Regions from separate parts of the Homo sapiens genome. Here region 1 is linked to region 2. The links are chromatin loops, found by intact Hi-C in ENCODE. Cell type or tissue: IMR-90. All regions are shown on one strand. Each heading gives the region's core, and the rest is flanking DNA. Links, peaks and the distances in the headings are about the cores only.

Region 1 (13,459 bases), core at 6,790-10,789, 65 kb after region 2:
CAAATAAAATTAAATACCTAGGATTTAAATCAGCCAAAGAAGTAAAAGATGTCTACAGTGAAAACTACAGAACACAAATGCTATGGTCAAATGGCATAAGAATAAAATGCTATTATTTATTTGTCCCCTACAAAAAAATGTAAAAATTCATCAAGTTATCTATGTGTATTTTTTAATTGAAGTATATAAACATACATGTGAGGTATGCACACACACACACATACATCAATATACTGATGAAACACTGATGAAAGAAACTGAAGAGGACACAAAAAACTGAAAAAATATTCAATGTACATGGGTTAGAAGAATCAATACTGTTAAAATATCCATATTGCCCAAAGCAATCTACAGATTCAATGCAATCCCTGTCAAAGTATTAATGACATTCTTTCACAGAAATAGAAAAAATAATCCTAAAATTTATATGGAATTACAAAAGACCCAGAATAGCCAAAGCTATCCCAAGCAAAAAGAACAAAACTGGAAGAATCATATTACCTGACTTCAAATGATACTACAGAGCTACAGTAACCAAACTAGCATGGTACTGACATAAAAACAGACACATAGATTAATGAAACAGAATAAAGAACCCAGAAGGAAATCCACATACATACAGGGAACTAATTTTCAACAACGGTGCCAAGAATGTTAGGGAAAAGACAGTCTCTTCAATAAATGGTGCTGGGAAAACTGGATAACCATATGCAGAAGAAGGAAATTTGATCCCTATCTCTCACCTTACATAAAAAACAAATCAAAATGGATTAAAGATTTAAGTCTAATACCTCAAAGTATAAAACTACTAAAAGAAAACATTGGTGAAAATCTCCAGGACACTGGTCTGCACAAAAATTTCTTAAAACACAGCCAACCAAAGCAAAAATGGACAAATAAGATGACACGAAATTAAAAAGCTTCTGCACAGCAAAGGAAACAATCAACCCACAGTGAAGAGACAGAATCAAACCACAGTGAAGAGACAACCCACAGAATGGGAGGAAATATTTGCAAACTACTCATCTGACAAGGGATTAATAACCAGAATATACAAGGAATTCAAACAACTCTATAGGAAACAATCTGATAATCCAATTTTTAAAATGGGCTAAAGATTTGAATAGACCTTTCTATAAAAAAGACATACGAATGGCAAACAGGCATATGAAAAAAGTGGTCAACATCACTGATCATCAGAGAAATGCAAATCAAAACTACAATGAGGTATCATCTCACCCCAGTTAAAATGACTTTTATCCATAAGGCAGGCAATAACAAATGCTGGTGAGGATGTGGAGAAAAAGGAGATGGGGATGATTAATGAGTACAAAAAAAACAGAATGACGAAGACCTAGTATTTGGTAGCACAAGAGGGGGACTGTAGTCAATAATAATTTAATTGTCCATTCTGAAATAACTAAAAGAGTACAACTGGATTTTTTGTAACACAAAGGACCAATAATAATTTAGTTGTCCATTTTGAAATAACTAAGAGTACAACTGGATTTTCTGTAACACAAAGGATAAATGCTTGAATGTCCATTTTGAAATAACGTGGATATCCAATTTTCCATGATGCAATTATTAAGCATTGCATGCCTGTACCAAAATATCTCACGTACTCCATAAATATATAAACCTACTATGTACCCACAAAAATTAAAAAAAATAATAATAATAAGGCCAGGCATGGTGGCTCACACCTGTTAATCCCAGCACTTTGGGAGGCCAAGATGGGTGCATCACCTGAGGTCAGGAGTTCGAGACCAGCCTGACCAACATGGTGAAACCACATGTCTACTAAAAATACAAAAACTAGCCAGGCATGGTAGTGGGCACTTGTAATCCCAGCTACTCGGGAAGCTGAGGCAGGAGAATCACTTGAACCCGGGTGGCAGTGGTTGCAGTGAGCCAAGATTGCACCACTGCACTCCAGCCTGGGCGACAAGAGCAAAACTCCATCTCAAATAAAAAAATAAAAAATAAAAAAAGAATGCTATGGTCAAATGGCATAACAATAAAATGCTATTGCTTGTTTTGTACCCTAAAAAAATGTAAAAATCCATCGAGTTATATGTGTGTATATTTTTTGAAACTGAAGTGTGTGTGTGTGTGTATGTGTGTGTGTGTATACCATAATATACTTCAATTTTTTTTAATTTTAGGACCTCAAAAAATATATTTTCAGACAAATAAAATCAGATAATTTGTTATCAGCAGACTTACACTGAAGAAATACTAAAGAGGGCCAGGCACAGTGCCTCACAACTGTAATCCCAGCACTTTGGGAGGCTGAGGCAGGAGGACTCCTTGAGCCTTGGAGTTTGAGACCAGCCTAGGCAACGTAGGAAAACCCCGTCACTACAAGAAAATTTACAAATTAGCCAAGCATGCTGGTGCACAGCTATAGTCTTAGCTACCCAGGATGCTGAGGCAGGAGGATCACTTGGGCCCAGGAATTCAAGGCTGCAGTGAGCTATGATCACACCACTGCACTGCAGCCAGAGAGACAAAGCAAAACTTTGTCTCTAAATATTAAAAAGAACTATTAAAGGGAATTTTTAAGTCAAAAGGAAAATGATCCCAAAGGGAAGTACATGAATGTGAAGAGCAGAGAAAATACAAATATGTGGGTAAACCTAAATAAATAGGTACAATATATATGTTGGGGTTTCAAATATAAATGGAACTAAAATATATGACAGCAATGAAAAAAAAAAGGTAGAAATTGGGTAAATGGGAATTGGCAAAATATAAATTTACCAAGGATACATGTGGTAATTGCCAGGGGAACACATAAAAGAAGATAAAATTGGGAGGTATGATTTAAAATATTCCATTAATCGAAGAAGAAGCAAGAAATGAGAGAAAAACAACACAAAATGAGCAAAACAAATATAAAACAAGTAGTAACATCATTACATGTTAACTGATTAAAAAACAAAATCTAATTATATTCTACTGAACAGTAAACATACCATATGCTTATAGAAAGCTAAAACGAAAAGGACAGAATAAGATATTTAATGAAAATACTAATAAAAAAGAGCTGGAGTAGTTCCACTAATATCAGATTAAGGAAAATTTAAATCAAAAAACACTATAGAGATCATGGGAACACTCCATAATAGCGAATGAGTTAATCACCAGGAAGATATAATAACTGTACATTTGTTATCAGCAAAAACTGAAAGAAATAAAGAAATCCTCCCTCAGGAAATGACAGTAAGGATATGGAAGATTTAAACAAGATTTTGAACTTGACCTAACTGATATTTACAGAACACTGCAGAGCAAATTTCAAAGGATTCTAATCACATAGAGTATGCGTTCTAACCACTTTTAAATTACATTATAACTCAATAAGAAAAACTAGAAAATTTTCTAAATGTTTAGAAATTTTTTTAATGAACTTTAAATTCATAGATCAAAAACAAAAATTTAAAATCACACTGTATTTTAAGCAAAAAATATATACATATATATGACATACCAAAATATGTCTGCTATAGCTAAAAATGCTTAGAGGAAAACATATAGCCTTAAACACAGGTTTGAAAAGAAGGGCTAGATATCAATGCTATTTTGAAAAATCAGAAAAAGAATAGCAAGATAAAACCAAAGAAAATATTATAAAGTGCAGAAATTAAAGAACCAGAAAACAAATCTACAATAACAAAATTCAAAAGGCCAAAAGTTAATTCATGGAAAAGATAATAAACTGATAAACCCCTAGCAAGAAAAATAAAAAGAGAGAGAAATGATCAATACAGTAACAAGTTTTAAAAATTAGATGAAATGGATAAACCTAGCAAAACTAATACATACACAGAACAAGTCATTTTATTTCCATTAAAGAAATTAAACATTATTTAAAACTTTTTCACTAGCAACCTCTGGTCTCAGAGGCTTCACCAGTTAAATCTTGTAAGCATATCAGGAAAAAAATAATAACAATCTTCACTAACTCTTCTGGAGAATACTAAAGGAGGGAACATTTCCCTCTTCTTGTAAGACCAGTATAACCAAGATACCAAAATCTGATCAGAACATTCGAAGTAGGAAAATTACAGGCCAATTTATCTGAAGAACACAGGTGCAAAGATCCTATCAACACACAAAAAGCACATGAAGTCCGTTGGTACATATAAAGGGGGTAACATATCACAAGTCAGTTGGGCTTATTTTAGGAATGCAAAGATTGTTTAACATCTGAAAATATAACAGCATAATTCAACACATTAACAAAGTAAAGGAGAAAAACCATGAGTGTCCCAAAAGATGCAGATAAAGTATTAATAAAATTCAACAAAATTCCTATTTGAAAAGTATAACAAGGTATAAGATCAATAAAATTAAATTCTACTTCTAACTACTACCAAGAAAACAATTAAGAAATGAAATTTCACAAACAATTCTAATTAAAATAATATCAAGACTATCACATATCCAGGAATAAATCTGCTGAAAGATGTGGAGGTCTTCTATACTGAATGAACACTACAAAACGGTATTGAGATAAATTTATAAAGCCCTAAATAAATGGAAGAATATACCACGTCTATGGATTAGGTGACTCAGTAGTATTGTTAAAATGCCAATTGTCTGCAAACTGATCTCCAGTTTCAATACAAACTTTACCCAAATTCCTGGAAAAAAGAGAGAGAGAGAGGAGACAAGAGAAGAGAGAGGAGAGAGAGAGGAGGGAGAGAGAGAAAGAGAGCGAGAGAGAGAGCGAGAGAGAGCGCGCGCGCGTGCGCGTGCATGTGTATCTTTACAAGTGAGTCGAAATTGAAAAACTGATTCTAAAATACTATGAAAATATCCTTTAGGAGGACAAGGTGGGCAGATCACTTGAGGTCAGGAATTTGAGACCCGCCTGACCAACACGGCAAAAACCCAACTTGACTAAAAATACAAAAATTAGCTGGGCCTGATGGCGGACGCCTGTAATCCCAGCTACTCGGGAGGCTGAAGCAGGAGAATCACTTGAATCCGGGAGGTGGAGGTTGTAGTGAGCCAAGATCATGCCACTGCGCTCCAGCCTGGGCAACAGAGGGAAACTCCATCTCAAAAATAAATAAATACATACATACATACATACATACATACATACATACATACATTCATACATAAAATAAAATACTATGAAAATATCAGGGGAGGAGAGATGGGAGAGGGGGAGAAAAAGGAAGTCAGAGTATATACACTACCAGGTATCAAGATTCCTTATAAACTAGAATAAGACAGACCAACAGAACAAAAGAAGAGTCTAGAAACACACTCATATTTACATTGACATATGAAGTACATGTGAAAACATGATCTTAGAAAAAATTCCCAGTAGAAATATTTCATTCAACACTTTATTTTCTGAGCTATTATATCAATCACAACAGCACAATCAATCACATCAATCACAACTTAACAAATATTGTTTAACAAGTAACAAGTAACAATACTTGTTAAATTCTCTCACAATTGTGTTCAACAGCTTCCAAAATAATTAGCAGACCTTCTATCAAATCTTAATCTCTTACCTCCCCAAAAGCTCCTCGACCAATCACCTTTAATATTTCAAAGTCTTCTCTATGTAATCGCATTTGTTTCACTTTAGAAGTAAATGGTTTAGCTGAAATGAAAGAGCAATATCAATTATTTTCTTAATAAAATGTGATGCAAATTAGATATAAATAATGGTGTTTCTTAGTTACACAAAAATTCAAATTATGATTTAAGAATTGTCAAAATATTTAAAAATCCCAAACTATATGAGAATAAACAGATTTAATTTCCCTAAGAAAACAATATATTTTCTTTTATTTCTTACATATGAATTACATTTTTGGTGAGAAATGTATGTTTAAACTCCAAATAACATATAAAAGAATGCAAAGCAAGGGGGATGTAAAAATGAGACCAGTTTTAACATTCTATCAGCATTAAATATATATTTTAACACAAAGATATAAAAAATAAAAGCAGATTTCATGGCACCAGAGAGCTCTTCAGCAATTCCCACCAAGTAAACTCATGTTTCTTTCACGCTCATTCATTTGTTCCTTTAAAATGCGTTAGCAAACGTCTACAGTATACAAAGCATGGTGGCAATGACTGGAGTTTTTAAAAATTTGATTATGATATGATACTTTCCTTCAAGAAACTCTTAGTCTTCATTCAAGAAAGACAAGTATGCATATATGCAGACACAAAATTTAATAATGTGATAAAGTTTTAAGTGCTTCAGAATTAGTGAGAATAGAACACTAATTATGTGGATACTAATGCTTCACACAAAGGAGATAACAGATAAATTGAACCTTGAGGACTAAATAGAATCTTGCTGCTTTGCCTGGGTTTGACAATGTAGATATTCCAGGCAAGAGGGAACAATATAAGCAAATGAAGAGAGGCGAGGAAGTGAATTTGGGGTGTTAATGGTAAATAATCCATGGTAAAGAATTGTGAGAAGAAATGCAAAGAAATAAGAGCTAGAAAATGGAAAAGGCTTTGAATTTCATTAAAGGAATTTAGATGTAATCTTATTAATAATTTTAACTGGTAAATTAAAAATGTTTAATGATTAGAGCAATTACATATTCTGCTGCCTCTAAGAGAAGTTTAAACGTGTCTCCTTTCCTCTCCTCAGGTCCCTCTTTATTCTAACACAAAAAGGAACTGATATGATTAAAGGATCATAATACATGGGTGTAGCTGTCTTCTCTCTTCCTTCCATGGAGCCAGAGTGTGATAAGATCAAAGATACATATTTGAGCATTAGGGGAGTGAAACAGATAGGTCATACAGTTTGCTCTGATCTAAAAGTATGCATTTAGCTCTAACTAGCTTCGAAAACGGGTATTCCACACTGCTTAGTCAAGTCCACTAGGGATTTCTGTATTTGTGTTTTGTAAGGAAAGGAAAGAGAGAGAGGATTTCTATCTGGAATTGACACAACAGAGAAGAGAAAGAGAAAAAAATTAGCTGAACGTGGTGGCATATGCCTGTAGTCCTTAGCTACACAGGAGGCTAAGGCAGGAGGATAACTTGAGCCCAGGTATTCGAGGCTGCAATGAGTCATGATCATACCACTGCACTCCTGCCTGGGCAAAACAGCAAGATCCTGTCTCTTAAAAAGCAGTAATAAAAGAATTAATAATAATAAAATTCCATTTGCAACAGCATCCAAAAGAATAAAGTACTTAAAGATAAATTTAACCAATGAGGTGAAAGACTTGTACATTGGAAACTACAGAATATTGCTGATAAAAATTAAAGAAGACTTAAATAAATGAAAAGACATCCAGTATTCTAGATTGGAAGAAGACTTAATATTGTTAATATGACAATGTTACCCAAAGCAATCCACAGATTCAAAGCAATCCCTATCAAAATTACAATGGCATTACAGAAATAGAAAAACTCATCCTAAAATTCATATGGAGAGAGAGAAAAGACAACCCATAGAATGGGAAAAGTATTTGCAAATCATGTATCTACTAAGGAATTAATACCAGAATATACAAAGAACTCCTACAAGTCAACAACAAAAAACCCCAATTCAAAAATGGGCAAAAGTTTTAATAAACATTTCTCCAAAGAAGATAAATAAAAATGAAAAAAGAATGAGTTCATGTCCTTTGCAGGGACATGGATGAAGCTGGAAACCATCATTCTCAACAAACTAACACAGGAACAGAAAACCAAATACCACATGTTCTCACTCATAAGTGGGAGATGAACAATGAGAACATACATGGACACAGGGAGGGGCACATCACACACTGGGGCCTGTTGGGGTGGGGGCCAAGAGGAGGGAAAGCATTAGATAAATAACTAATGCACGCGGGGCTTAAAACACAGATGACAGGTTGATAGGTGTAGCAAACCACCATGGCACATGTATACCTATGTAACAAACCTGCATGTTCTGCACATGTATCCCAGAACTTAAAAGTAAAATAATATATATATGAAGATATATAAAAATGGCCAAAACACATATGAAAAGATACTCAACATCACTAATCATTAAGGAAATGAAAACCAAAACCACAATGAGATACCACTTCACAACCTCTACAATAGCTGAATTTTTTAAATTAATTAAATAAAACAGAAAATAACAAGTGATGAAGAGGATGTGGAGAAACTGGAACCCTCATTCATTGCTAGAGGGGATATAAAATGTTACTGCTGCTTTGTAAAACAGTTGGGTAGTTCCTCAAAAAGCTAAACATAGATTTACCAACATATCCCAGCAATTCCATTCCTATGTACCCAAGAGAATCAAAAGAAGAGATTCAAACAGATATCTGTACAATGATGTTCATGACAGCATTATTCGCAGTAGCCAAAAGGTGGAAATTATCCAAATGTCCATCAAGAGATGAACAGATAAACAAAATGTGATATATATATACAGACACACACACACACACACACACACACACACACACACACACACCAGTATGTTAAGCAGCTTTAAAATGAAGTTAAGGTCTGATACGTGCTATAATGTGGATAAATCTTGAAAACATGCTAAGTAAAGTAAGACAGGCATTAAAAGGCAAATATATTATGTCACTTAAATGAAATATCTAGAATAGGCAAATTCATAGAGACAGAAAGTAGATTAAAGGTTACTAAGGGCTGGGGGACAGGAGAATGAAAACTTATGGCTTAATGGTTACAGAATTTCTCTTTGGATAATGAAAAAGTTTTAGAGACAGCTATGTGATGGTTGTTACATAATATTATAAATATAATTTAATGCCACTGAATTGTACATGTAAAAGTGGTCAAAATGGCAAATTTTGTTATATGTATTTTACCACAATTTTTAAAAATTAGTAAGATATCAAAACCACTGAATTGTATACTTCAAACAGGTGAATTGTTTGGTATGTCAATCATGTCAGTAAAGCTGTTTTAAAACAAAATAGGAAGATGCTGGGCACAGTGGCCTGTAATCCCAGCACTGTAGGAAGCCAAGGCGGGTGAATCACCTGAGGTCAGGAGTTCAAGACCAGCCTGGTCAACATGGTGAAACCCTGTCTCTACCAAAAATACAAAAATTAAATGGGCATGGTAGTAAATGGGCGCCTGTAATCCCAGCTACTTGGGAGGCTGAGGCAGGAGAATCACTAGAACCCAGGAGGCGGAGGTTGCAGTGAGCCAAGATTATGCCACTGCACTCCAGCCTGGGCGATTGAGTGAGACTCTGTCTCAAAAAAAAAAGGAAGAAAACTTTTTTAAAAATCACACGCAAGTTTGACAAGGTGGGTGAAACCTTTTTTAAAAAAAATTACACACAAGTTTGACAAGGTGGGAGATACATACAGACCTACTAGAACTAAAAATGGGGCCGGGTGTGGTGGTTCACGCCTGTATCCCAATACTTTGGGAGGCCAAAGCAGACGGATTGCTTGAGTCTAAGAGTTCAAGACCAGCGTGGGCAACGTGGCAAAACTCTGTCTCTACAAAAATACAAATATAAAAATCGGCCAGACACGGTGGCTTGTGCCTGCAGTCCCAGCTACTCAGGAGACTGAAGTGGGAGGGCCACTTTAGCCCAGGAGATGAAGGCTGCAGTAAGCTTAGAGGGCGCCACTACACTCCAGCCTGGGCAACAGGGTGAAACCCTGTCCGGGAAAAAAAAAAAAAAAAAAGAACTGAAAATGGGAGCCTGACTATCCCCCCAAATAATTGTAACACCAGTCTTCTATACTTAAAAGCAGTTTTGATTTCTACTATATCACAAAATCACAAAACAAAGGCATCCTTAAACCGAAACCTAGCTCCCCCACCCAGACTAAATCAGAAATTCAGAAAAAGTGTGCTGCAGAGCTGACACTTCAGGTAAATTATACCTATTGACTATTCTAATTTGGGGTAAATATGAACACAGAACAATAAATATTAACAATATTAAGTGTCTATACAGGGGTATACAGTTATCTTGTCATATGATGATACCCTAAGTAGTATAAAGAAAATGAATCAAAACAAAGCTAAGGGTTATACAAATCATTACTGAGCACTCCATTCATAATGTCTGGGATAATTTAAAAGATGCCTTAACAAGTTATAGCTGAGAGTTCAGAAATTCAATGATAGAACCAAAAGAATCATGTATCAATTACTTGAATATTTCTTATTTCTATGCTGCATTTGAAAAAAAACTGATTATACGTTCAACTTATTCCTGAAAAAAGTTCATTAGCAATATTTAACAAAAGTGCTTTTATACAAAGATATGTTCTTAAAAATTATATCCACCAAAAAGTTCATTTCAAGCACACTCTATGATTAAAATAATTTTGAATATAAAAGACAAATTGCAAAAGACTTTATATTCATTACAACAATTGAAAAAGATATAATAATCACTACGCTACTGCCCTTGACAAAAATCAAGGGCATATAAGGGACTAATCAGATCTGTTGCGCTGGTAGATAAATGACATGCTATTCTGAATAGATGCTATTAGTGATATTTCACAAAGTACTACATCATCTAATGATAACAATACCTTGACTTTCTTCAGTGCTGTATACTTAAATGACTTCACTTGTGGCACACACTTTCTGAGGTATCTGCCACGCCGCCTCCCTCCCTTTTTCTGAAAATCTCCCCCTCAGTTCTCAGGGGTGGGCCAAGTGCATATTGTGAGGCCCCATTTAACTGGCCAGTGTTAACTGAACCAATATGGAAATCTGACCTAAGCTGGGGGACAAGTAATTTCAAACCTAACTCAGAGTCAGTCTCTGCAGATGATTACAAGAATTAACATACAAACTCAGCAAGTGTTGAGGCAAACATCCTACTATGACTCTAAAAGCAAAAGAGAAAATCAGTTCCACATAATGAAAGAGAAAAACAAAGCAGATGCATAGAGAAAGGCAAAGACAATGAGAAAAGGAAGTGTTCCGATAGCTTCCTTATTCCCGGTGTTCTGGCGATTCCTGACATTTGATTGCATCCCCGCCTTGTATTTCCCGAACAAGCCTGAATCTTACACTAAATACTTGGTTTTTAGCTCACAACTAGACACGGTTAGCTTCCAAACTAATACGTAATTTAGTTATCATAAAATCCATAAGGTACATATTATTAACCCTCATTAATATTATAAGGCCTAAACATAGTATGTGACTTGCTGGCCTAAACTTGACTAGTAAGTCACAGTACTACTATGACACTGCTAGCTCAGAGAAGGACACACCAACTTAGAAGTAATAGCTTAGAAGTAATAGTTTTATGTAAATTATGACAACTTGTCCAAACTTCAAGAATGTGATATAAAAATAAACAAAACAGAATCCTTTAATCATTGTCTTAATGTACTCTAGTTTTAAAAGTACTTCTTGGCAAAACAAAAACAAAAACAAAAAAAATTGATTTGGTACTAAGGACAAACTTTCTGTGTGATAATAATAATCTTAGCAGGCATTATTTTATTGGGAGCCATCTAAGCCAAGTACCATACTAAGAACTTCCCATTTTACAGAAAAAAAAAAAAAAGGTTTAGAAAGATAATATAAATTCCTGAATATTAAATACCTAGTAAGTGGCAAAGACAGGATTAAAACTCAGATCTATCAGGCTCCAAAAGCCTTTCCAACATAACAAGTTGCCTCTTTATTCCCAAAAGGTTTGAAATAAATACAGATGCTGAAATTAAGAGATTCAAAAGTGAAATAATTCTAAGTTAAATAAAAAAGATCTCTGAAACTGAAAAGAACAAAGTATGTTTCTATGTGAGTTCCTAAAACACTGCCTGGGGTTCATTGTTTACTGTTTAATGAACAGATAAATGAATAATTCTAGAAGAAAAAGAACTCAAAGTTCCAATACAAAATGCCTGGTATACCTTGCAAGGTACATCTTTCTCCCTACTCTGTGTAGCCCAAGATCCAACAACAGAGTCTCCTTCAATTCTCCCATCCAACCTCCTTCCTCCCTACAACTACTGGCCAGGTGGTAGGAACATAGATTGCAAGCCACTAGTGATAGCTACCATGGTGTCAGAAAGAAAGTGTCCAATAGAAAGAGAGAGTGGAAAGGCAGAGGCATAAGTGAGAAGAAAAGATGAGAAATGAAGACAGAGTCTGAAGGAGTAAGATAAGGCCTGGAAGAGAACAGAGAGTGCTGGAGCAAGAAATTTTAACCTTCCCTTCACCCATTATTTTCCTTCTTCTCTTTCGTCTCGAATTTCTCCAGTGGGTTTCCATTCTACCATTCTTCTTCTCCCTTATCTGCAATGGAATAACATAAGAATCTGGAACCAACAGTAGGGCAGGAAAAGAGAATAATCCATGCAAAAGGGAGACTAGAAGAGAATAGGGAAGAATGAGAAAAGAGTAGTTAATAAAGCCATGTTAAAACTGTTATCAATTATGCCAGGCTCTGTGTCTAAATTCTGTAATACTGTGACTATACATTAATGAGTTAAAATATACAAAGAACAAAGTTACAGGTGGTATATTTGAGACTTTTTACAATCACAGACACATGAAGGTTAAAAACAGTATTATTCACCTTTAAGCACCAGTATCTTTCATATTAAAATTTTTTAACAGAATAATTGAGTTTTTCTTTTTTTTTGAGACAGAGTCTCGCTCTGTTGCCCAGGCTGGAGTGCAGTGGTGTGATCTCACCTCACTGCAACCTCCACCTCCAGGATTCAAGCAATTCTCATGCCTCAGCCTCTTAAGTAGCTGTAATTACAGGTGCGTGCCACCATGCCCAGCTAATTTTTGTATTTTTAGTAGAGACGGGGTTTCACCATGTTGGCCAGGCTGGTCTTGAACTCCTGACTTCAGGTGATCTGCCTGCCTTGGCCTCCCAAAATGCTGGGGTTACAGGCCTGAGCCACTGCACCTAGCCTGAGTTATTATTAAACAAAGTTTCAAAATAGTCCTTGTGCATATATGGGCTTGACAACACAGTAAGCAGTAACACAGACCCACACATACACAAATACACATAGAAATGCTAAATAAAACAAACAACCATGAGAGATTTTAAATATACAATCAAACTAATGAAGGAGAAGAAAGGAAGAGAAATCCCCAAGAATTAGAAATAAAGAAAAATAATCAAAACTTTAAACACAGGAATAGATGCTGCAAAAGCAAAAGTCCTGGACACAGGCCCTAACAGGTGCCTGTTAGGGATCATTCGATCCACAACGAATGAAGGTATTGCTGGTGGCTTAACAGAGGTAGAGGACTGGAATGATTACCTCTCATTAAAACCAGGACCCTTTCCCCATGTCAGGGAATAATAAAAATTCTGATTCTTGTCCAGTGAAGCAACCTAGGGTGTTGGTGGGGGGCAGCATAAGAGGAAAACATGAGGGTTTGGAGTCTGAATCCATACTGCCCATGTGGTAAAGAAATCCTCTGCCAAGAAATTAATATTAAATCTAGTTCCTATCCCACAGAAGCA
Region 2 (16,881 bases), core at 4,909-8,908:
AAAGAGAGGGTGGGAGGGCCAGTTTTTTCGCCGGCTACGTGAATGACATGCCTGGTCAAACCAATGCCCTGAGCTCTATGCAAATCAGACACTGCCTCCTCCAGCCTTCCAGTATAGCTGGTTGATACTACCTGAAAGTGGGGTTCTGTCTCTTGGCTTTGGAGCCCCCCTCCCTCTGTCTCTGTAGAGGCGAGCTTTTTCTTTCTTTCCTCCCCCTTCTCTCTTGCCTATTAAACTCCCTGCTCCTTAAAACTACTCCACGTGTGTCCATGTCGTTTTTTTTCTAATTCAACTTAAGAGGAAGAATCTGGTGTTCCTCCACTCATCAGAGCCGTATCACAATGATAAAACATGTTGTTTTGAAATCTAAGTTTTAAAAGATTATGGGGAGACTTCCACTTCCAGTATGTAAGGAGTCCAGAAGTCACCACAGCATCCTAACAAAAAGTAAAAACCTGAACAAACTGAAAAATCAACAACTCTTCTTAGATATGTAAGAGAAGTAAGGTCACAGGGCAAACTGTTGTCCCCAAATTGGACAGACAGGTGGCTATGGAGAATCACAACTTGGCAGTTTAAAAACCCACAGCAGAAACCTTGCAGAGAACCAGTGCCTGGTTAGGAAAACCTAAACTGTGACTGAAGAATTGCTGGAGGTTCAGTGTGGACAAGCCTGAAAGATTAAAAACTCCAAAGGCAGCCCAGTCATAGGGAGGCCGCACATTTATTTTTGAGTTTTACCACTAAGAGCTCAACCAGGTCCTCATAGTGAATACCAGAGAAACATACCCTCATGCTTCCAACAGAGGGAGGAGAAAAGAGAATATCTGCTGCATTCTGAAATATGCCAGAGTATTCTCTTCTTAAGAAGGCCTGCCCTCAGGAGAAACTATTTTAACAGAGCCTAATCTGTTTGGAATTTTTCAGAGCCTAACCTGCTGGGGTATTATCAGAGACTAACCTACCAGAAGGAGGGGCAATACCCAAGTCTGGCACCTTCTAGCCATCCTGTCCCAACTAAGCAGGAAGGCAGGAAGGGAGGTACAGAGGTGGCAGGGGTACTGAGAAGCTGAGAAGCCCTGGTGTTCACTGTGCAGTCTCAAAGCCTCACTAAAGATTGGGACCTAATCATAGGACCACAGAATGGCCCCTTACCAACACATACATGCACACACACGCCCCTTGCCACTACATCACTCAAGGCCCACTTACTGCAATTCCTTTTGCCCAATACATTGAGAAAAGAAAAAGAGCTCAAAGCAGTCTGAGCTATGTGAGGCATGCAAAATTTAGTAGGCCCAGAGAGACATGAATATGGGACTTCAGTCACTGGCCCCTCAAACCCAGGGGCAATTGTTTGAAGGCATTTTACTGGCTACCTGTCTCACCCATCGTCTTCTCGTTCCTGGAGTTTGTGATACAAAGAACGAATGTATAGCTAACCAAGAGCTTCTGATATTTTAATGTAAATTCTTGGTAACAACTTAGGAACTGCCTTTTCTTTTTTCCTTAAAAACCCACTTGTAACACTGCTAATCAGAATGTATATTCAAGGCAAATAGAATCTATGCTCTCTGGTGGCCATCCTCAAGCTTTGGGCTCAAAGTCTATACTTATTTTCTAATCTTGTTATTTAAGGTTAACAACATCATATCTGTCTTTCAACAAAAAATTACAAGGCATACTAAAAACGGGACAGAGACTGGACAGACATCAGAATGAGAGTCAGATATGGCAACAATGTTGCAATTATCAGACCAGGAATTTTAAAAACTATTATTAATATGTTAAAGATTTTATGGTTAAAGTAGGCAACACTCAAGAACAGATAAATAAGATGGAAAGTCTAAGAAAGAATCAGAAATGCTAGAGATCAAAAACACTAACAGAAATAAATAATATTTTTGATGAGCTCATTAGTAGACTAGACACCACTTAGAAAAGAATCTCTGAGCTTGAGAATATAATAGAAACTTCAAAATGAAAAAAGCAAAGAGAAGACTGGAAAAAAAAAAAAAAACAGAACAGAATATCCAAGAACTGTGGGATTACTACAAAAGGTATAAGTTACATGTAATGGGAATACCAGAAGGAAATGGAATGAAGCAATAATGTCTGATAATTCCCCAAAATTTTCCTACATCAAACCACAGAGCCAGGAAATTCAAAAAATATCAAGAAGGATAAATGGCACCCCCCACCCCCCCCCCAAAAAAAAAAAACTATACCTAGGCACACCATTTTCAAACTACAGAATATAAAAAAATAAAGAAAAAAACCCTGAAAGAAGCCAGAGGAAAAAAACACCTTATGCATAGAGGAACAAAGATAAGAATTATATCTGATTCCTTAAAAATCATGCAAGTAAGAAGAGAGTGAAGTGAAATATTTAAAAGAAAAAAAAAGCCTCACCAACCTATGATTTCATATACTGCAGAATTATCCTTCAAAAGTGAAAGAGAAATACATTCTCAGACAAACAAAAACTGAGGGGATTTGTTGCCAGGAAAACTATATTTCAGGAAAAATTGAAAAGTTCTTCAAAAAGAAGAAAAATGATACAAATCAGAAACAGAACTATGTAAAGAGAGGAACAGCATCAGAGAATGAATAAGTGAAGGTAAAATAAAAACTTTTACCTTTTATTTTTAATTAGTCTAAAAGATAACAGTTTGATCAAAAGAATGCCAACAATGTACTCAAATATGAATTATTACTTATGCATGAAATAAATGACAGCAATGATACAAGGGACAAGAACAAGGAATTAGGATTATTCTGTTATTACAAGGTACTTCACTACCTATGAAGCAGTACCATGTCATTTCAAAGTGGGCTGAGATTAGTTGTAAATTTATATTGCAAACTCTAGGGTAACCATTAAGAAAAGTTAAAAAATAGAAGTATAATTGAAATGCTAAAAAGAGAGAGAGGGAAAAAAAAAAAGCAATCATATAAAATGCAGCTTCATTCACAATTCCCAAAACTTAGAAGCAACCAAGATGTCCTTAAGTAGGTAAATGGAAAACTATGGTACATGCCGACAATAGAATGTTACTCACTAAAAAGAAATGAGCTATCAAACCTTAAATATTGCTAAGCGAGAGAAGCCAATCTGAAAAGTCTATAAACTGTACGATTCCAACTATATGATATTCTGGAAAAGGCAAACCTATGAGACAGTAAAAAGATCAGTCATGTCCAGGGGTTAGCGGGAAGGGAGGAATAAAGAGGTGGAACACAGAGCATTTTTAGGGCAGTGAAATTATTCCGCATAATACTATTATGGCGGATACACGTTGTTCTGCATTTGTCAAAGCCTACAGAACGTACAACACCAACAGAGAACACGAATGTAAACATGTAAACTATGGACTTAGGTGATAATGAAGGGTCATTGATGTTAACAAATGTGCCACACTCTGGTAAGGCATGTTGATAGTGGGGGAGGCTGTGCGTGTGTGTGTGTGGTGGGCGGGAGTAGATATAAGGGGAACTCTATACTTTCCACTCAATTTTTCTAAGATCCTAAAACTGCTCTAAATAAGGAAGTTTACTGATTTAAAAAGTATATATGAAAAGGGTATTCACTTAGAAATTGAGCTTTCATTCCTATCCCTGTCCATCCCACTTTCTCTCCACCCTACTCTCTTTAGGCAACCATTTTTACAACTGCCGGTGTATCCCAGTTGTAAAACTTTCCTTAGGAAATGCAAGCAAATTTAGAAATATATGCTTATACCCCTGCATTTCTTAAATAAAATTTAGCACACACAAAAGCTTATGAAAAATACTGCCCAAAGAAAGGAAGGGAAAATCAGAAATGAAAACTAAGTAAGAGTAAGAAATATTCTCAATAGACCTAGACAGAAAAATGTATTTAGAATTATAGAACCAAAGGATGAAACTATCTTATTTATAATAATTTTAATGCCTCAAATTTATAATGCAAAAAGATGTTTCCCTAATTGCAATGGCATATTGTCTATACTGTCAAAACACTTTCATATACACATTTCATCTCACCTTCCCAATAGTCTGGCAAAACAAGCAGAGTAAACATTATTTATTATCCTCCTTTAACACATGGGGAATCTGATAGGTGATGGAATTAAATCTTCTGATTCCTAGTCCAGTGCTTTTTGGCTACTCAATGTTATTAGAAAATATTTTACTTTAATTATTCGTACCATTTGCTATTTTCCATTGCTCTTGTTAAACCTTTGTGCAAATTTTTTCATATGCGAGTTTTTGTGCTGATAGAAGACAAACAACATACTTTTACAAGTCTAGAAATATATTTCCTTAAAAAGAACACAAGAAAAAGGAGAGTATCTCCTTCCTTAAACACAACAGTCTCACTAGTCCCTTGTTGTATTCTCCACATCCCTATATTTTAAGTTCATGAATTATAACACATTTGGAAATTTGATAAATTTCATAAAACTCTAAGACATGAAGTTTACCTTCAAATTTCATTGCCTGAAATTCATTGTAGTTTATTAGCTACCAAGATACAAAGTCTGTGACATTCAAGAGTTCCATGATAAGAACCAAAATCTCTTTACAAATTAATCTCCTACTAAACTCAACATGAACTCTTTTCTCTAGCCAAACTAGTCTATTAAGTATTTTCCAAAACTACTATTTACCTTCTTATGTGCTTTTCTCCTACCATTCACCTATCTTGAATGTCTTCCTATCTGCCTACAGAGTCTTCTCATCCTTCAAAGCCCCTCCATTAAAGTCTTCTATGGAAAACATGATGTTGTGCAAAGAACATAAATCTGGAGACAAGCCTGACTTAGATTTTAATCTAGGCTATGCTACTTACTAACTAATGTCTCTGAAGCTGGGTTTCCTCATCTATAAAATGGGGCAACGTCGATTTTAGATGACATCTGAATCACAGAATTTGTGTTAGAATACAGTGAATAGCACAAAGAGTTAAATAAGGATTAGAACTGATCATTAGAAATAAACTTATTACTCATTTCTTGAGCTCACTGTAATTTGCTTGTATAACTCATTTAGCAATCCACAGTCTGGACTCACTCCATCATCTCTTATACTTTGGCCTTAAATGATTATTTAACTTGTGGTATTTTAAGTTTTATTTCTATCTTAGGTTTTGTGCCTCCAAACAACTGAAACCTTTTCAAAAGCCACAACTATATGCTATACCCACTTACTTACAATTCCACATAGTTTAGCACAATGTTACTTATAAAAGAGGACTCAAAAAATATTTCCTCAGTAAAGCATTTGCTGAAAATAGTCTATCCAGAAAATGAGAATAACATTTTAAGGAGCACATTAACACAATGGAGCATCCACAGAAAGGTAAAAGTAGAGAAAAGGAGGGAGGGAGAAGAGGTGTAGGAATGGGCAGAGTGTGTGGTGGGGGGTTAAGACAAGGAAGGTAGGAAGTGTATACAAATTGTTATAACAGAGAAACTAGAGATGTTTAGATGTTTAACCTAAAGAAGACTTCAGAAAGCATGATAACTAGAAGAGAAATAAATTATATGTGACTCTAAAAGCAAAACTAGAACCAATGACTAAAATAAAAAGAAATTCAAGGCCGGGCACGGTGGCTCATGCCTGTAATCCCAGCACTTTCAGAGGCTGAGGCGGGAAGATCACCTGAGGTAGGGAGTTCGAGACCAACCCGACCAACATGGAGAAAACCCACCTCTACTAAAAGCACAAAAAATTAGCCAGGCTTCATGGCGCATGACTGTAATCCCAGCTACTCAGGAGGCTGAGGCAGAAGAATCGCTTGAACCCAGGAGGCGGAGGCTGCAGTGAGCCAAGATCGCACCACGGCACTCCAGCTTGGGCAACAAGAGCAAAACTCTGTCTCAAAAAAAAGAGAAGAGAAGAAATTCAGCTTAATATAAAATAAAATTTTATAATATTAGAGCTGCCCAACAATGGAATAAATACGATTCATTTAAAAGTACCTTGTAAAATTAGATGTACTTAAGCAGAGCTCAAGGTTGAAATGGTTTTCAGTCCACATAACAGTATCTCTAACAAGCCTGGCAGAATGAAAGATACTACAAATACCTCATATTTACTTTCACCAATCTAGGCATATAATTTTCAGAAGCAGTTATTCCTTCTCAAGAATTACATATAAACTGGGTGAAATCTCTCAATTCCACAAGCCTAAGACTCTATGTTTAGTAACATTCTTCAAATATTCAACGAAATAGTATTTTCTGTAAGTATTTTTAAATGATAGTCCTCAGCTAGGATTTTGGATTACTGTTTAAGCCACAAAATAGCACTTTCGTTTCTCATTCTATAACTGACTCTTGAGACCACAATACCATCTTTAAGGCTGCACTGTGGCAAGAAGTGGTAGCTATGCCTGTAATCCCAACACTTTGGGAGGCTGAGGTGGCAGGATCACTTGAGTCCAGGAGTTCAAGACCAGCCTGAGCAACACAGTGAGACCCCCATCTCTACAAAAATTTAAATTAAAAAAAAAAAACTGCATTGTACAATTTTCAAAGCATTTCCATATCTTTATTTTCAATAAAAACTGTGACAATCAGATACCCACAGAGAAAAGCACACGAATAGGCAAAAGCCAAACAGAGATCTGATAAAATACAAATTGTTTAATTAAAGTAGTCTTCCTTTAATAATGTCTTAGAACTTCAATACTAATTAAATGAAACAGCAATTAAGACACCCACATCTTAAAAAGCAAACACTGAAACAGAAACATTCTACTCCTTGCCACATTCATGTTCTTCTCAGAGATCACTCTCACCACCCAAAACTTAAAAGAAACAGTCACTGCTGTCTTAGAGCATAGTTCTGAGTGTGGTCACTACACCAGCAGCAGCATCACCACCTGGCAACTTGTTAGAGATGGCAATTCCCCAGCCCGACCCAACCCACTGAATCAGCACTTCTGCAGCTGACTCAACAATCTGGGTTTCAACCACCCTTCCTCCATAGGATTCAGATGCATGCCAAAGTTTGAAAATCACTCTTAGAAAATGGTTTAGTTTATTTCTAACTTGGCAGTATCCCTTTACGTACTTCTCCTCAGCATCTTTCTCTTTCTCACATTTTGCACCATCCAAAGATACTCTCATTTGAATGATTAATTCACCAACAACGTTCTGCTGTTTCCTACTTTCCTCTTAAAATGTGAGGGTACCTTTTAAATCATCCAATATATCCTTAATTTATTTCTTATTTTTTGTGTGTCCTTCCAAATTCATGCTGGTATTTTTAAAATTTTTAAATATAAAGTATTAATAGTTTATAATTACTCCATGAACATCAAAATTATCACTTTCATACAAAAAAAATCTCTTTTGACACATACAATCCTTGAAAGTATTTTCTTGAGAAACATAAAATATATAATACAGGACTTATTTAGCAAATGAACCTATGACTTATGGTCTAGAATTCCAGCTAATTTAAATATGTAAGACTCAACTATAAGGAAACTGACCAATGCATACTCCTTTTGAGATGGAATTCATATGTACATTTAAACAAGAGTGGTTTTTTAAGAAGTGATTTCTAGAAATGCTGACTGGAAGTGAGAACTTTTTTTTTTTTTTTTTTTTTTGGAGACAGAGTCTCGCTCTGTCACCCAGGCTGGAGTGCAGTGGCGGGATCTCGGCTCACTGCAAGCTCCGCCTCCCGGGTTCACGCCATTCTCCTGCCTCAGCCTCTCCGAGTAGCTGGGACTACAGGTGCCCGCCACCACGCCCGGCTAATTTTTTTTTGTATTTTTAGTAGAGACGGAGTTTCACCGTGGTCTCGATCTCCTGACCTCGTAATCTGCCCGCCTTGACCTCCCAAAGTGCTGGGATTACAAGCGTGAGCAACCGTGACCGGCCGAGAACTTTTTTTTTCATAGATTTAGGGGGTACAAGTGCAGCTTTGTTACATGGACATATTGTGTGGTTGTGAGTTATGCAATATAGTGTACCCATCACTTGAATAGTGTACCCTGTACCCATAGGTAATTTCTCATCCCTCACCTCCTCCCACCTTTCCTAGTCTCCAATGTCTATTATTCTAGGAGTGACAACTTTTAGATACTATACATGTACATGTATGTATAAGCAGGCACATCGGTTCTGTAATGCTGACAAATAATAACAACAACAAAGCAAAACAACCAAAATCATCTCAAAATAATTTTTTTTGGTTGACGATAAATGTATCCAAGACCATAATTAATAAATCTGGCAAGAAATAGGCCTCTGTTGCTAGATATTACATGGTAACTCACAGCCAGGTACAATGAAGGACTGTTTTACCTGTGTACATAATGTAGCTGATGAACTGAGTCAATTGCTATCACCATCTCAGCCAAGTAAAATCTAGCCATATCTTCAGGCAATCTATCTTCAAATTTGCTGAGTAGAGTAAGCAAATCCCCACCAACATAATAATCCATAACCAGGTACTGTGAATGAAAAAAATAAAATGTACTCAGTAAACTAATAAGGGTGAAAAATCAATATACTGTATCCCAAGGTCAACAGGACTGGGTCAAATATTTATGCAGTTAATTACATATGCTGCTAATTAACAAGAAACTGTGTAAGATGATGATCAGCAGTCATTACAAAACTTCTAAATTTCATACAGCAGTAAAACAAAATTTTTAAAGACTGGGGCAGAGAACAACACAGGGTTACCATTGTTGTATTTTGCAAAGAGCTAATATCATCATTATTATCATCTTCACCTACAACAATGGAACACAGCTTTCCAAGATTTTAGAAGAATGAACATTTGAATCCACCCCCTCCCCCAAAAAAACAATGAAAGAAAAAACTTGGAATACAGGATAGTCCCTACATTGAAAGAAATTCATATTATCATTATGTTTTCCTTATTTCACCTTGGATCAGTAAGAACTTTATTAGAACCAGCATCAGCCTATAGATCAGCATTTAGAAACCACTACTACGTAGAATATAGTAATTATCACCATATGTGTCTCTTCCCATTTCTAATACTGTAAAAATATCAGAATGGGCTTTTCTCAGGTGTATATAATAAACAGAAGCCAACTAATTTTAGATATGGATCCTTATGGGTATGTATGTGGTGTAAAGAAACGATGAGAAGAGTACATCAAACTGTTCACTGAGATTCTGTAGGTTGTTAGATTACAGCTGATGTTATAACTTTATGTTCTACATTGCTTTATAAGCATGTATTACATATACATGTGTATTTGTGTGTACATTATATATTATTTTTAAGTGAGGGAGAAAACTAGACATAGTGGAAAAATGGGTTTTGTAGTCAGAGAAACCTGTATTCAAATACTGACTCCATGTTGTAAGTGGATGTTGAAAAATTAATCTCTGTGACATTTCATTTTCTCATCTACCTAACTACAATAATGATAATGTAGCACTTAGCATGAAGGCTAGTGAGTACAAGACACATGAATGCCTTGAAATTAAGGTTTTATTACAGAATGAAGATATTGTTTCAGGGATATTACTGAGTTGACATTAAGATTTAAAGAGTCTTGAAAAAATTCAAATTCCTTTTATTACTATATGTTAAAATTACAAACATAGGAAATGTGTGTTAAACCAAAGAAACTAATTTCGCATATTTAAAGCCTTGAAAATTAGGGAAGCAGAATATATTTAAAATCCTGTGTCTTTGGCCTACTTGCTGTATTTACTAGGCCCAACGTTTTTGTTTGTTTGTTTGTTTTGAGACAGAGTCTTGCTCTGTCGCCAGGCTGGAGTGCAGTGGCGCAATCTTGGTTCACTGCAACCCCTGCCTCCTGGGTTCAAGTGATTCTCATGCCTCAGCTTCCCAAGTAGCTGGGATTACAGGCACGCACCACCACACCCAGCTAATTTTTGTATTTTTAGTAGAGACGGGGTTTCACCACGTTGCCCAGGATGGTCTTGATCTCCTGACCTGGACGTCCCAAAGTGCTGGGATTACAGGCGTGAGCCACCACGTCGGGGTACCCTAACGTTGAACTGACCCTATCCTGACAATTTACTTTTGATTAAAGTGTGAAGACTATTTTCTTATAGACAGAGTCTATAAGACTAAAAGTCTAAAGTAACAGTTAAATAATCCATTCTTTCTCCTCAATTCAAATGAAATGTCCCTTCGTCATATTTTAAGATCCCAAATATACTTATATCTGTTCCTAATCTATTCTGCTATGGTTACCTATTCCTATATTATTATATCATATTGTTCTGATTGGTTAATTTTATAGTAAAATTGAATATTTGGTACTCCTAATCACAAACTACTTTTAAAATATTACCCAATGTAGCTAAGGTATATTTATACAAGTTTTTAAAAAACATAGACTGAGAGGTAATATTCATAATAGGTCAAGGATATAATCCTAAAATAAAGAGCCCCTTCCAATTGTTAAGAGAGGGACAAACAATCCAACAAAACTAGGCTAAGAATATTAACAGATAATTCACATAAGAGGGAACACAATCAGCCAATTAATACATGCTGAACCTCAATAGTCACTAGGGAAATGAAAGCCAAAGCAACAATCATTGATTTGAGGAATCACTGGTTAAATTACTAAAAAGACCATGGCAGCTTTGGGGATTTTTTTTTTAAAAGAGCTCCAGTCCAATGAAACAATGCTAAAACATCTGAAAACATGCAATAAATGAGTTATGTGTCCCAAAATGAGCATTTCAAGGAACAGATATAATTCTAGAAGTCTTCGTAGGAATATCAGGAAACTCTTTTAATTCTCATGCTGCCATAACAAAGAGATTAACAGTCAATCTTTAGAGCCTCACCTTATAGTTAATCCTCCTTGCTTTCTTTTTACTATTAAACAATACTTTTTTTTTTTTTTTTTTTGAGACAGAGTCTCCCTCTGTTGCCCAGGCTGGAGTGCAGTGGCGTGACCTCAGCTCACTGCAAGCTCCGCCTCCAGGGTTCAGGCCATCCTCCTGCCTCAGCCTCCCCAGTACCTGGGACTACAGGCGCCCACCACCACACCCGGCTAATTTTTTGTATTTTTAGTAGAGACCGGGTTTCACCGTGTTAGCCAGGATGGTCTCGATCTCCTGACCTCATGATCCGCCCGCCTTGGCCTCCCAAAGTGCTGGGATTACAGGCATGAGCCACCGTGCCCGGCCCTAAACAATACTTTTCTTAAAAAAATTACTTTTCTAATAATTTCTGTCTTCACAAATTGGATTCCTATAAAGAATTTAGAGTTCATATGAGTTACTACAATTAATTTAAAATTCAAGTATCTTTCACCTTTTAAACAAGTTACATATGTCAGTGCAAGATATTTTCCTTTTTTTCCTCAACCATAAAGTAACTAATCAGGAAACAATTAATAAGAAAGTACAGAACGAACAAATTTCACTGGTTCATTATATTCTAGTGTTATGTAAGTGATAAAAATTTTATGTGTCAATGTTGATATAACTAAGCAGCTTTGTATTTAATGAGCTTTTCTTAAAGAAAAAAAGATCTAATCACATAATAATATCTACCATTCATTAAATTATGTGCCTTTTTCTGAAACACACAAAAAGTCTACTTGCTATAATTGCAAATTTTTTCATAAACTATTGTAGTAAGTAGGTTAGAAATGAAAGTTATTTGCCACAGCTTTCTAGAACCATATAGCATTATAAATTATGTTCTTTACTTGGCAATTTAAAAGCTATCAGGGTTAAAAGTTACTTTGAAAAACAATTATATATAATAAAATTTCCTTTTTTGGTATCTAAAATTAGCTTTGTCGACATTTTTTAATGATTTTTGCTAATATTGTATAAATGTTCAAAAGGCAACCTTTGATGATAACCAAGACCTCTGACTCTTGAGATGAATGAATATATGATGAAGGCTCCCCTAAAGAAACACTGGCAAGTTACAGGAGATTTGACTACTAGAGTGTTTCATTCCTCCTCCAGTTACGTCTTTAATTCTATTTTAGTAATTATTGAGGGGTATATACAGACTATTTTTCCCTGAAAAATGTCTTTGAAAAAGAAATGTTAATCCTAATGTCAAATACGAAGAATGCAAATAAAACTAAACAAGAGGAGAGAGATAAATCACAGTTCAGGCTTTTTTTGCTATATAAAATTTGGTATTTGGGTACTTTATTTCTATTAATATACCTACAAAATTATATAATTATTTCTATATTTATACCAAAATGTAGACTTTTAAGCAATGCACAAATCTGCAGTGTTAAATTTATCTATTACAGAATACACTGTCATAGTGGATTTTATTCATTATTTGAAAACATTTTGAAAATTATCATGATACATTGCTATAATTTTTCTAGGCAAAGATGTGGGATGTGTTTTAATTTGTTCTTACAAATGTTATTAACAAACCCATGCAGATTATCTTTGCATGATACATTCATCCCTAAAATTTTGTATATTAAGTATAATAAATCCAGTTAAAACATCATTCTATTCAATTTAACAACTATGCATCTAGCACATACAAAAAACTCTATGCTATGGTTTTTACACAATTCTCACTATAACCCACAATAATATATATGGCTTATATGATAATTCAGTATATTATAAAAGAAATGTGTCATGAGACCATATTCACTCTTACTACTTACTTGTCATGAACTCTGTCATTTTCTATTCTATTTAATCTTTAAAAATGTTCCTTATGGCTGGGCATGGTGGCTCATGCCTGTAATCCACACACCTTAGGGGGTCAAGCTGAGAGGATCACTTGAAGCCAAGAGTTCAAGACGAGCCTGAGCAACAAACTGAGACCCCATCTTAACAACAACAACAAAAAAATTAAGTTAGTGGGGCACAGTGGCACACACCTGTAGTCCCAGTTACTCAAGAGGCTGAGGTGGGAGGGCTGCTTGAGCCCAGGAATCAGATACAGCAGTTAGCTCTAATTGGGCAACAGAGCAAGATCCAGCAAACAAAAAAAAAAAAAAGAAAAGAAAGAAAGAAAGAAAGAAAAAAAATGTTGCTTGTAACTAACTTGATTTTATTACCCACTAATGGGTCACAATCTGTAGTTTAAAAAAACATTATTATACTCTATAAGCATGTAAGGGATATAAAAGACTAGTAATGACACTGTTTGAACACCTAGATCTGGCCTGAAATCAGATAAACCCCATGAGCATTATAGAGTTGCATAAACCTTTATTTTTTTTCCTTGTTTCCAGTGGGGTTGGAAAAACCTTTAATTTTATTTTAGGTAAAGATGGTACAGTCCATGTAACATATTTAAATGTGTTTTTTTTTTTTTGAGACCGAGTCTTGCTCTGTCACCCAGGCTGGAGTGCAGTGGCATTATCACTGCAAGCTCTGCCTCCCAGGTTCAGGCTATTCTCCTGCCTCAGCCTCCCGAGTAGCTGGGACTACAGGTGCCCACCACCACGCCCGGCTAATTTTTTTGTATTTTTAGTAGAGACGGGGTTTCACCGTGTTAGCTAGGATGGTCTCAATCTCCTAACCTCATGATCCTCCCGCCTTGGCCTCCCAAAGTGCTGGGATTACAGGCGTGAGCCACCGCATCCGGCCTATTTAAATGTTTCTTAAAGTTGTATCAAAAAAAATCAGAGATACATGTGTTAGTTATGTAATAAAAATAATTTAAAAATGTAAAGTTAGAATGAGATGAGAAAGATTAATTTCAGTGGAAAATTCTGGAAATGATTATTTTAAGATGAATTTGAGCACAATTTTAAAGTACTAGCTGGACTTCAACAGGAACAAGGGAAGAGGAATGGTACTGGTGTTAAAGGTATCATGAAAAACTCCTGAAGACCGTCTATAGAACTTAACCAATGGAAATTAAATGTTTGGATTTAGTTTTGACTTGCTTATTAAAAAGCATAAAGAATTCCAATGAAAAGGTATCAAATTTCCAGGGAGAAAAAAAAACACCACATATCAAGTGAACAACTTACCCTGTATGAAATGCACTTAATTTTCTATATGAAACCTACATTTAAACAATGCTTAAATAAAAATAATGCTAATTCTTCCAACAAAAAAACAGTATATAGAAATACAAAAATGATTCTTACTAAGTTATTGTCATCCTGGAAAGCATAGTGCAAGGTTGTAATCCATTTATTGTCTCCATTCACTAATACATCCCTTTCTTCACGAAAACATGCTGTCTGAAACACAAAAAGAAAATTTTTAGAGCATACTTTATGTAAAACTAGGAAATATACAAAGAATTACTATGTTTATTATATTATTTCTGTTCTGGAAAAGGAATACACCTGATATTATAAGACATTTCAATAACACAAGTTTCAAACCACCCTCAGAAACTGGGCTACTGGAATAGTACCTTTTAAAAATATATTTTATATTAAATAATACTTTTATAGTTCAAAACAATGAGAAAAATGCACAGAATAATTTAAGAACCATGGACCAACCCACCATCCAGATAATATAAATGTCTACATTTTGCCATATTTACTTCTGATCTTTTTAAAGAAATAAGATGTAAATTGTATCCTTCCTACTCCAAACTGTGAACCCATTCTCTTCCCTTTCTCCCCTGCTGTAATAATCTGAAGTCAGTGGATAGTCCAATTATATGACTTGATCACACATGTATATGTCTACAAACAACAGATTTGTGTTTTGAAAATTTTCATGGGCCGGGCGCAGTGGCTCACGCCTATAATCCCAGTACTCTGTGATGCCGAGGTGGGCAGATTGCTTGAGCACAGGAGTTCAAGACCAGCCTGGGCAACATGGTGAAAACCTGTCTCTAACAAAAATACAAAAATTAACAGGGTGTGGTGGCATACACCTGTAATCCCAGCCACTCAGGAGGCTAAGACGGGAGAATTGCTTGAACCCAGGAGGCACAGGTTGCAGTGGGCCAAGATCGCACCACTGCACTCCAACCTGGGTGACAGAGTGAGACCTTGCCTTAAAAAACAAACAAACAAAAAAAAAACGAAAGAAAGAAAGAAAACAAAAACAAAAAAAATCTATGTGAATGGTATAATTTTATCCTTTTGCAATTTGATTTTTTTTTTTTCTCAAGAATGACTGTTCTTCTTTTAACTGCTATGGCGTACCATTGTTTGAATGCACTATAATTTATTTATGCAACCCCCAACCGTGGAAACACAGGTTATTTCCAGTTTTGTATTATTATTATACAATGTTGGAATAAACATATTTGTACAAATGTGCAAGAGTTTCTCCACTGTATACACTTAGAAGTAGAAATGCTAAATGAAAATTTCAACTCCACCATTTAGCCAATTGTCTTTCCTGAGTGCTATACCAATTACTATCTCCACCCAGAATATGAAAGCTCTGCTTTTCCCCACATCCTCAACTATATGTGACATTATTAGACTTTTAAGTGGTTGCCAACATGACGGGTGTGAAATAATATCATTATTCCTTTAATTAACATATTCCTAATTACAGGTGCAGATAAATAGCTTTATATACACTTACTGGACACCTGAACTTTGTCTTTTAATTGTTCACTTCCCTTGTCCATTTTCTCTAATGGATTGTTTTTTCAAATTGATTTTTTAAAGTTGTAGTTTATTCTGAGAATACACTTCCACTACTATAAAAGTATATCCCGAAGAACCTTAGAAATATATGAACAAAAATAAAAAAATAATTGTTTAACCTTTTTTTTTGAGACAGGATCTCACTCTATTGCCCAAGCTGGAGTACAGTGGTACAATCACAGCTCACTGCAGCCCAGGCTCCTGGGCTCAAGTGATCCTCCCACCTTAGCCTCTCGAGTAGCTGGGACTACAGGTGCACACCACTATGCCCAGCTAATTTTTTTTATCTCTTTCTAGAGACGAGGTCTCACTATCTTGCTCAGGTTGGTCTCATACTACTGGGCTCAAGCAATCTTCCAGCCCCCTCAAAGTGCTAGGACTACAGGCATGAGCTACCACACCCAGCCTAAAAATCAATTTTATGTATCATAATTTTGTAATACATTAACTAAAAAGAAACAAAAATAACACTATGACAGAAACTTCAAAGATAACTCTAAGAAAGTAAAAGTCTCCCTGAGTCATGTTCCCATAGTTTCATTGCCCAATTGTTGTGTGCAGAGGTTACCATTATTAACTCTTTGGTCAAAATCCTCTCAGAAAATCTGTGTCTATATAAGCATGCATGTGCACGTGCACACACATACACACACACACACAGATTATATATTCACATGGTATCCCACCTCCCCTATATTTTTTGGTCTTTATACAAATGAGATTATAGTGCTCTGTAAGTTTTTTTTTTTTTTCAAGTAACAATGAATTTGAACATCCTTCCGTATCAGTACACAGAAATCTACCTAATTTTTTCTTAATGGCTACACCATATTCCAGATACACTAAAAACATTATCACACAGTATGCTATATATAATAAGTGATTATTATTTCCCACAAGGAAAATTCAACAGCCATGATCCACAAAACAATTAAATTACTAAAATCTATACAACACTATGCTTTGGTTCTTTTTTCTCGCTCTGTCGCCCAGGCTGGAGTGCAGTGGCGTGATCTCAGCTCACTGCAACCTCTGCCTCCGGGTGTGAGCAATTCTCCTGCCTTAGCCTCCTGAGTAGCTGGGACTACAGGTGAGTGCCACCAGGCCCAGCTAATTTTTTGTATTTTTAGTAGAGATGGGGTTTCACTGCGTTAGCCAGGATGGTCTCGATCTCCTGACCTCGTGATCCGCCCACCTTGGCCTCCCAAAGAGCTGGGATTACAGGCGTGAGCCACCACACCCGGCCGCTCTGGTTCTTTTTAAGGGGAAAACAGAAAGCACTTTACATACTTACTACCAAGTCCTGTTTTATGATTTAACCAACC

Evidence for each region. Peaks named below come from ENCODE experiments on the same cell type or tissue, not always from the same donor. Only the 100,000 strongest peaks of a DNase experiment are listed, where the experiment ranks them.
Region 1: it touches region 2 in a loop (2.0-fold over the local background); 1 of 110 quality-filtered maps calls a loop at or near these places.

What each region holds. Positions count from the first base shown.
Region 1 is chr1:227,248,521-227,261,979 of GRCh38, forward strand. It overlaps CDC42BPA (CDC42 binding protein kinase alpha), which reads right to left. Exons shown (of 37, transcript NM_001394014.1): 2 at 5,544-5,635. Among named protein-coding and RNA genes, the nearest start is that of CDC42BPA, 63 kb to the right of the region's middle. In IMR-90, for the core only: no CTCF peak of the experiment used is centred there; no DNase peak of the experiment used is centred there.
Region 2 is chr1:227,185,480-227,202,360 of GRCh38, forward strand. CDC42BPA (CDC42 binding protein kinase alpha) reads right to left here. Exons shown (of 37, transcript NM_001394014.1): 4 at 14,078-14,173; 5 at 8,307-8,455. Among named protein-coding and RNA genes, the nearest start is that of CDC42BPA, 120 kb to the right of the region's middle. In IMR-90, for the core only: no CTCF peak of the experiment used is centred there; a DNase peak (open chromatin) is centred at 6,902.